Linked DNA regions of Homo sapiens: region 1 is linked to region 2. The links are chromatin contacts, found by Hi-C or POLR2A ChIA-PET in ENCODE. All regions are on one chromosome and are shown on one strand. Each heading gives the region's core, a stretch centred on a gene start or an enhancer-like site at or near the end of the contact. The rest is flanking DNA. Distances are from core to core; before and after follow the strand shown. Region 1 overlaps FYB1 (FYN binding protein 1). Region 2 overlaps FYB1 (FYN binding protein 1).

Evidence for each region. Hi-C counts contacts between places; a loop is a spot of excess contacts on that map. ChIA-PET counts read pairs that join two places held with the same protein, here RNA polymerase II (POLR2A). Pooled maps may share reads with other maps.
Region 1: a map of naive thymus-derived CD4-positive, alpha-beta T cell shows a loop between it and region 2 (4-fold over the local background). The contact joins two enhancer-like sites. A Hi-C loop is called at or near these places in 15 of 168 maps with a recorded cell type or tissue (CD14-positive monocyte, CD4-positive, alpha-beta T cell, CD4-positive, alpha-beta memory T cell and 9 more) and 13 of 50 pooled maps. POLR2A ChIA-PET finds 5 or more read pairs at or near these places in 20 of 52 experiments (A549, CD4-positive, alpha-beta T cell, CD4-positive, alpha-beta memory T cell and 12 more).

Annotation. Positions count from the first base shown.
Region 1 is chr5:39,194,943-39,198,535 of GRCh38, forward strand. The region is part of intron 2 of FYB1 (FYN binding protein 1); the gene reads right to left. Among named protein-coding and RNA genes, the nearest start is that of FYB1, 23 kb to the right of the region's middle. Within about 2 kb of position 1,825, at least 8 of the 41 ENCODE cell types and tissues checked have a DNase peak (open chromatin) inside an H3K27ac peak, as active enhancers do; they include CD14-positive monocyte, where a contact is called at or near this core.
Region 2 is chr5:39,147,526-39,151,285 of GRCh38, forward strand. All of the region lies in intron 3 of FYB1 (FYN binding protein 1), which reads right to left. Among named protein-coding and RNA genes, the nearest start is that of FYB1, 70 kb to the right of the region's middle. Within about 2 kb of position 1,251, at least 2 of the 41 ENCODE cell types and tissues checked have a DNase peak (open chromatin) inside an H3K27ac peak, as active enhancers do; they include CD14-positive monocyte, where a contact is called at or near this core.

The DNA.
Region 1 (3,593 bases), core at 575-3,074, 48 kb after region 2:
GAAGAGTGACACCAGCCACAAAGTGTGCACCAGGTCCTGGGAGAACGAGCGTGCAGGGTGTGCTGAGGGCCTGGCTGTTACCCGAAGCTGAACCACGCCGTTGAGCAACTCCAAATTCCAGTCTGTGTATGAGAGAGCTTTGCCTCCAGTGATTCAGTGTCCTGTAATAGTCCAGTCTGTGAGCCGTTTCAGTCAAAGCATCCCGGGATCTCTTCTTTTTGTATCATGTTCTTACGTTCCCAGTGCACAGTGACATATTAATACTTGGAGAAATCTTGCTTTAAAGAATAGCACTTACCGCTACGTTTCTAAAATGTGAACATAGAATCCTTTTTCCCTGTGGTGGCTAGGAGCAACAATTTGGAAAATACTGCCACATGCTGATATAAAACAGTTTTCAATATGTAAATATCTAATAAGGTCATGTTAAGAGAGTACACATAAAAGGAGAATGGGGGGAAAAAGAAAGGTGATAGCTTTGGGGCCTGTGAAGGAAAATCTTACCCACTCCTGGAAACAAGTTACTTGCTGGTGAAAATAGCCCAGGCACCTTTTGGTTTCAAGTTGTTGTAGGCTGGATTAGTTAAATGATACATACACAGATGAGGAGGGGGCCATCAGTCTTTTGTTAATGCCCTCTGGGGCCCTCGCCTTACACCTGTTGCTGTCAAGGTGCTTAACTGATCATTCCTATAGCTAACATATGGAAAAAATCAGTCTTGGTCTCTCAGCAGTATTAAGAACAAGACTAGAAAAAAGGGTCAAACTGAATATTTCCCAGCAGGTTTTTACTAAATCATACATGCAAACCAATAGTCAGGCCAGGGATTCTTATGAACCCAAACTTTGGTGAGGCATTGTGTTGACACATGGGAAGAAGCCCTTTCAGAACTGGCTCAGGACCCAAAAGGAAGCAAAGGAAAGGTTAGTTCAGAGAATATTTTGATATTTTGGGTTTTTTTAAAAAAAACGTTTAGTCTTTTGTAACCTTAAATTGTTCTTAGGAAAAAAAAATTTAGCTTCATGATCAGAAAGCAACATGTTAGAGTCAAGCTTACAGTTTACAAGGAAGGGAGCTCAATAGATCTGCAAGATAGACCCTCTCTTATAACATTTATTTTGTGTCCAAGCTCCATTCAGTTGAGTACAAGTCTACTGGCAGGGGTTATCTATTGTGTTAAAACAATTGCTAAGCTATAGAGTATTAAAATCTAATACTGAACAAAATCTGGGAGTAAATAAATTCTAGTTAAATATAATTCTTTCTTTTTTTTTTTTTTTTTTTGAGATAGGGTTCGCTTTGTCACCCAGGCTGGAGTGCAGTGGTGCAATCTCGGCTCACTGCAACCTCCACCTCCTGGGTTCAAATGATTCTCCTGCCCCAGCCTCCTGAGTAGCTGGGAGGTGCGCACCACTATGCCTGGCTAATTTTTGTATTTTTGGGGTTTCGCCATGTTGGCCAGGCTGGTCTTGAACTCCTGATCTCAGGTGTTCAGCCCGCCTCGGCCTCCCAAAGTGCTGGGATTACAGGCATGAGCCACCGCACCCGGTCTGGTTAAATAGAATTCTGTGAAAGAATAAACTTGAGAAGCTAACAAAAATTTATATTACTTTTGTACTCCAAATGAGAGAATGGCAAGCAGACTGGCTTCTGTCTTCATGGAGCTTATAGTGGTATTTACAAAACAGACAACAAACAAAAGGCATGTTTCAACCAAAGGCCACAGAAAGGGAGAGGAATGAGGATTTTGGGAGTTTCATTTATGCTTGATTCATTGTCTTGTGATATTCTGTGTTTGAAGAGAGGCAGCCCAGCACGAGGAAGTGGAATGCGGGTGGGAACACAGTCTGCGGAATCAGAAAGACATGAGATTGACCCCAGCCTTGTTTAGTCATGTTATGCCTTTGGGCAAGTTACCTAACCTCTCTGAGCTTTAGTTTACTCATAGAATTCCTATTCATGGCTTGAGAGGAATAAACGGCATAATGTGTATGTGGTATATAGCAAGTCCTCAATAAATGATGAATATTTTTAACAGTTAATACATTGGGCAAAGATGATGAGATGGAGGGTATATCTGGGGAAGAGGTTTAAAGAATTGGATGAGAACCTGGAAAGGAAGAAATGAGGTAGAAGGCTATGAAAACAGTATTAGTTTAAAAGGCATATAGAGTTATTAGATGAATGTTTGTTAATTTGAACACTAGTATAATTACTTCTAACAAGAAAAAATAGTCTTTTTGGAGTCTCTGCATTCACTGAGCAAGGCATTTCATTTTGCTCCCGTCAATAACTATTAAATCTTAGTGAATAAATATTTAGTAATAGAATCTCATTTTTTCTAAAGCATAGAATCTCTCTTCTTTCCCATTTTATTACAAGCAAATAAATAATTTTCTAATTATACCATGCAGCAAATAATTTATCTGGAAGCCCTGTTATATGAAAATTCATGCCTAGTCAGGTGTGTTTAGGGCATTTTTTGTTGGAGTTCATGTAAAAACTCCAATCTCAAAAAATTTTAGGGTCTGTAGCAGCACACTAAGAAGCATTTTCCCTGGAAGTTGCCAATCTAAGCAGCTGTGGCCAATCATAATCCAGAGCAAATCCATTGGCCACATTTATTTATTTCTTCCAGGTTGACAGGTAATGGGGAAAGCAAATGCACTCTGGAAACAATGACCTTCGAAAACTGCCTTTGATAATACCAGTGTCTTGGGATAACAGCCATCTATACTGGCTTTGCAGCCTCTCCACCTCTGCTTGGCTGAGTCAGATGCCTTCGCTTGGCTTCAGCCAGTAGGAGATGGCAAAATCTGGGGGCACTTGTGACCTAGTGCCACTTGGGTGCCGCCTACTGCTCTCTACCAGCCTTTGCTGTAGGGAAGGAGGCATCTGAGCGCAGAAATTTCATGGACTTCTGGTGGGAAACCTCTCTTCCAACAATCATTGTTTGACTCTGGCATCATAAATCACAAATACATTTCTATATTACAAACAGAAGTAAGTAAAATGCAGTTTCATGATTCCTAGAATAATATAGTATAATATAAAATGATTTATACTATAAGATGATCAGAATATCATGGGGCTGGTGATAAAATTTTAATGCTAATAAAAGTAATAAAATTATAGACAATGCTCACTTATTTTGATACTATTATATGTCAAATTCTGTATTAAGCACTTACAACGAATCTCATGTAGTGATTATAATGTGCTGGCGAAGTAGGTGGTATTATACTCGTTTTTTCAAATGAAGAAAGACATACACGGAAAGAGGTAAAGCGAAGGTCACATAGCTAGTACATTAGTCATGCTTAAACCCCAGGTCCACTGACTTTGAAGTCTACATTATATGGCAAACAACTCTCATGCTAGGCTCTGTACCATTAATAACATTACTAATAGATAACCTGGCAACTCTGCACATTGGTTTAAAATGGGTTCATTAAACTGCTGTATCTAATTCATGGGACATTATAAGTAATAAAAGACATAAACATTTTGAAAGTCCTTTGAAAAAAGTTAAAATCCCATGTACATATTAGTAATAATATGTATACATACACAGATGGTGCCCTATTTATGA
Region 2 (3,760 bases), core at 1-2,500:
TTGGCCTCAACTACTTTATTTTCAAAGTTATTTAGGATTGCTGATTCTCACCTGTCTCGAATCTTTTATGCTATTAAGACATCCAGACTTGAATGATATGATTGCAAGTTACTTCTGGGAACAGCTTTAGGAGTAGGCAGAACAGACTGCAGATGATAAAGTCCACCTTGTCTTTTTTTTTTTTTTTTTTCTTTTTTTGAGACGGAGTCTTGCTCTGTCGCCCAGGCTCACTGCAAGCTCCGCCTCCCAGGTTCACGCCATTCTCCTGCCTCAGCCTCCCGAGTAGCTGGGACTGCAGGCGCCCGCCACCACGCCCGGCTAATTTTTTGTATTTTTAGTAGAGACGGGGTTTCACCGTGTTAGTCAGGATGGTCTCAATCTCCTGACCTTGTGATCTGCTCTCCTCGGCCTCCCAAGGTGCTGGGATTACAGGCGTGAGCCACCGCGCCCGGCAAGTCCACCCTGTCTTCTAAAATTCCTTCCTTGATCCCAATTAGAGATTCCACTCTACACCCTAGGGAGAATTGTAAACCTTAGGGAAGCCATTGCTCCCCGCTGCTCTAATGCCCGGCTCCTGCAATTCTTCCCTTTCTCCACCCTTATCATTATATGTATATTATATGTATTTTTTATATATATATATATATATATATATATATATATATATATATATATATATATATTTGTAGACGCAGGGTTTCATCATATTGCTCAAGCTGGTCTTGAATTCCTGGATTCATGTGATTGGCTCACCTCGGCCTCCCAAAGTGCTGGGATTATAGGCATGAGCCACCATGCCCAGCTGGCCTTTTACTTTATTGGCTATTCATGCATTTAGCTTTTAATTATCAGCAGGTTTTTTTTTTTTTTTTTTTTTTTTTTTTTTTTTTTTTAAAGAAGGAGGAAGAAATCTACATGACACATTAAACTTTGTTCTATACCTGCCTTACTGGGAGTAAAATCTTGCGGCCTTTTCTCTGGAACATGTCTTCCTATATTTAACCCACGAGGAATTTGAAAACTGACTTGTTTAAGCCAACACTTTCCAACTAGTGTGAGAGAAGACTATCTGGCAGCTGGCTACTGATACGGCAAGTCTCAAGTTTCAGAACATTTTAAGCATCTCTAATTAATGAAAAGGTTATAATGGTAAATTCTTACTTTTCCTCCAATTTTACAGACAAAAAATAAAACACACACATAAACAGAAACCAAAAAACCCTTTAAACTAACTATGAATGACTTCAGGGTAAGAACTGTTGAACCTTCCCTTTTCTAACCTTAGTCACTTCCCATTATTTACTATTTTTTATTACATCACTTTTCCTGTCTCATTACTATTAATAACCATGTAATTTGTTTGATATGCCAAAACACAACCATTGATTCTGTTTCAATATGAAAAATTATGATGTTAAAATTATAATTTAAAAAGGTACCAAGAAATGTATTACACTAAAAGGTGTTGATTTGAACATTAAAAATGATAAACATGCTCTTTTGACCCATTTCATTTTCTCTTCAAATGCCTGAGTAAAAATAGCAGAAAATGTAACAAACTGATTTCTGACCACTAGGTGGGGAAACAATACAATTTAAAATACAATATAACTTTGGCCTCAACTACTTTATTTTCAGTTATTTAGGATTTCTGATTCTCACCTGTCTGGAATCTTTTACACTCTTAAAACATCCTGACCTGAATGATATGATTGCAAGTTACTTCTGGGAACAGCTTTAGGAGTAGGCAGAACAGGCTGCAGATGATAAAGTCCACCCTGTCTTCTAAAATTCCTTCCTTGATCCCAATTAGAGATTCCACTCCACATGCTAGGGAGAACTGTAAACCTTAGGGAAGCCATTGCTCCCTGCTGCTCTAATGCTTGGCTCCTGCAATTCTCCCCTCTCTCCACCCTTACCATTTTTCCCTCTTGACTGGATCTTTCCATCAGCCTACAAAAGTGCTGTTATTTCCATCTTTAAAAAGGCTCTTGATCTCATTTCTCCCATCAGTTACTGTCCCATTTCTTTGGTTGCCCTTTCTTTGTAAAGGAGTTGTTTATATTTGCTCTGTCCAATTCCTCTCCTTTCATACTCTTTTAAAGCCATTTCAATCAGCCTTGTATCGCCACCACTCCTGACAACTTCCCCTGCACTGACCTCCACAGTCCTCACTTTTTGGCCTCCACCAGCACCTGACACAGTTTCTCACTGACTCCTCCTTGGATGCTTCCTTTCCTGGGCTTCCAAGACCCCGGCGTTATTGATTGTTCCTGTTATTCTCCTTTGCCCCTTCTCCTCCTCCCAGGCCTCAGAGAGTTACAGTGCCCCAGAGCTCAGTTCCTTTCTTCTCTGTTTACACTCCCTTCCTTGGTCATCTTAACCAGCCTTATGACTTTCAGTGTGAAATGTGTTCCTATTTCTCTCCTATTTTAAACCCAGAACTTCTTACCCAATTGGATGCTTAAAAGGTACCTCAAACTTAACATAGCCATGACCTCCAGATCTTCCTCACCTTTGTTAAACAAAACTTGTTCACCTTTGTTAAACAAAATCTAGGAGGCCATTTTTTTTCGACTAAATTCCCGCACTGGGCCCCAGAAGACCAGATTAAAAATCAAAATGGAGTCACCCACGCTCACCAAACTGAAACTGAGTTGTTATCTGGCCTTTTGGGAAATCAGGAGAGAGAGAGAATGGCCTAGCTGCCTGAAGAGGCCAGTTTTCGCTTTCTGTCATAATAATGAAGCTCTGTTTTAATCTTTACAGGAAAGACTGACCTGAAGTACCTGATGTTAACCAACCCATTATCTTTCTATTGTTCTATCTCCCTGTACCTGCCTTACAAGGAAAGTAACTTTGAAATGACCAATCCACTTTTTGGTTTTTGTTTCTGCTTTCTTTAGTTCTTTTTGTTTATAAAGCCAACCTCCTCTGCTTCAATCTTTGGAACACTTACTTTACTTTATGGAACAAAGTGTTGCCCAATTTTAGACGTGCAAATAGAAACTCTTGAGATCTTTAGATCTGTTGTGATTTTAACATCTTCATCCTTTGACATCTTCAGCCTCCTCATGGTGGTGCTTGGGCTGATGGAAGCATGATACTTACAGTTGCTTGGGCCAAAAACACTGGAACCACCCATTCTAGATTCCCATTTTCCTTCATACACTAAATCCAAATTCTTTTGTCTCTCTCTTCAAAATACACCCAACATATGGACACTTCTCACCACCTCCACTGTTCCCATCATGGTCAGTGCTACTGCATACCTTGCCTGCATTTCTGTGATATCTAACAGATTTCCCTGCTTTGACAATTGTCTACCTACTGTCTCTTCTCAGCATAGCCATTAAGGTGATTTTTATAAAGCACAAGTCAGAAAATGTCACTGCTCTGATGTAGCTCTTTGAGTGGTTCCCATTTCACTCAAGATAAGCGCTGCAATCTCTATCATGGCTTACAAGGCCCTACATAAGCTGACTCTTTCCCTACCATTCCTTCCCTTGCTCTCTCTACCTGCGCTCTGTGCCTAGAACAGTCTTCCTTCATGTCTAACTCCCTTACTTCCTTTGAATCTTTGCTCAAGTATCATTTTCTATTAGGTTGGTGCAAAAGTATAAATATATACTTCTCTCAAGCAGCAACATGCTGTCCCCAATGCCACCCTCACACTCCACCTCCACCACTTACCTCTGCTCCGTTTTCCCTTTAGGAAATATGTTAGGAAGTATCAAGTGCTAATACCATATTCTTTACC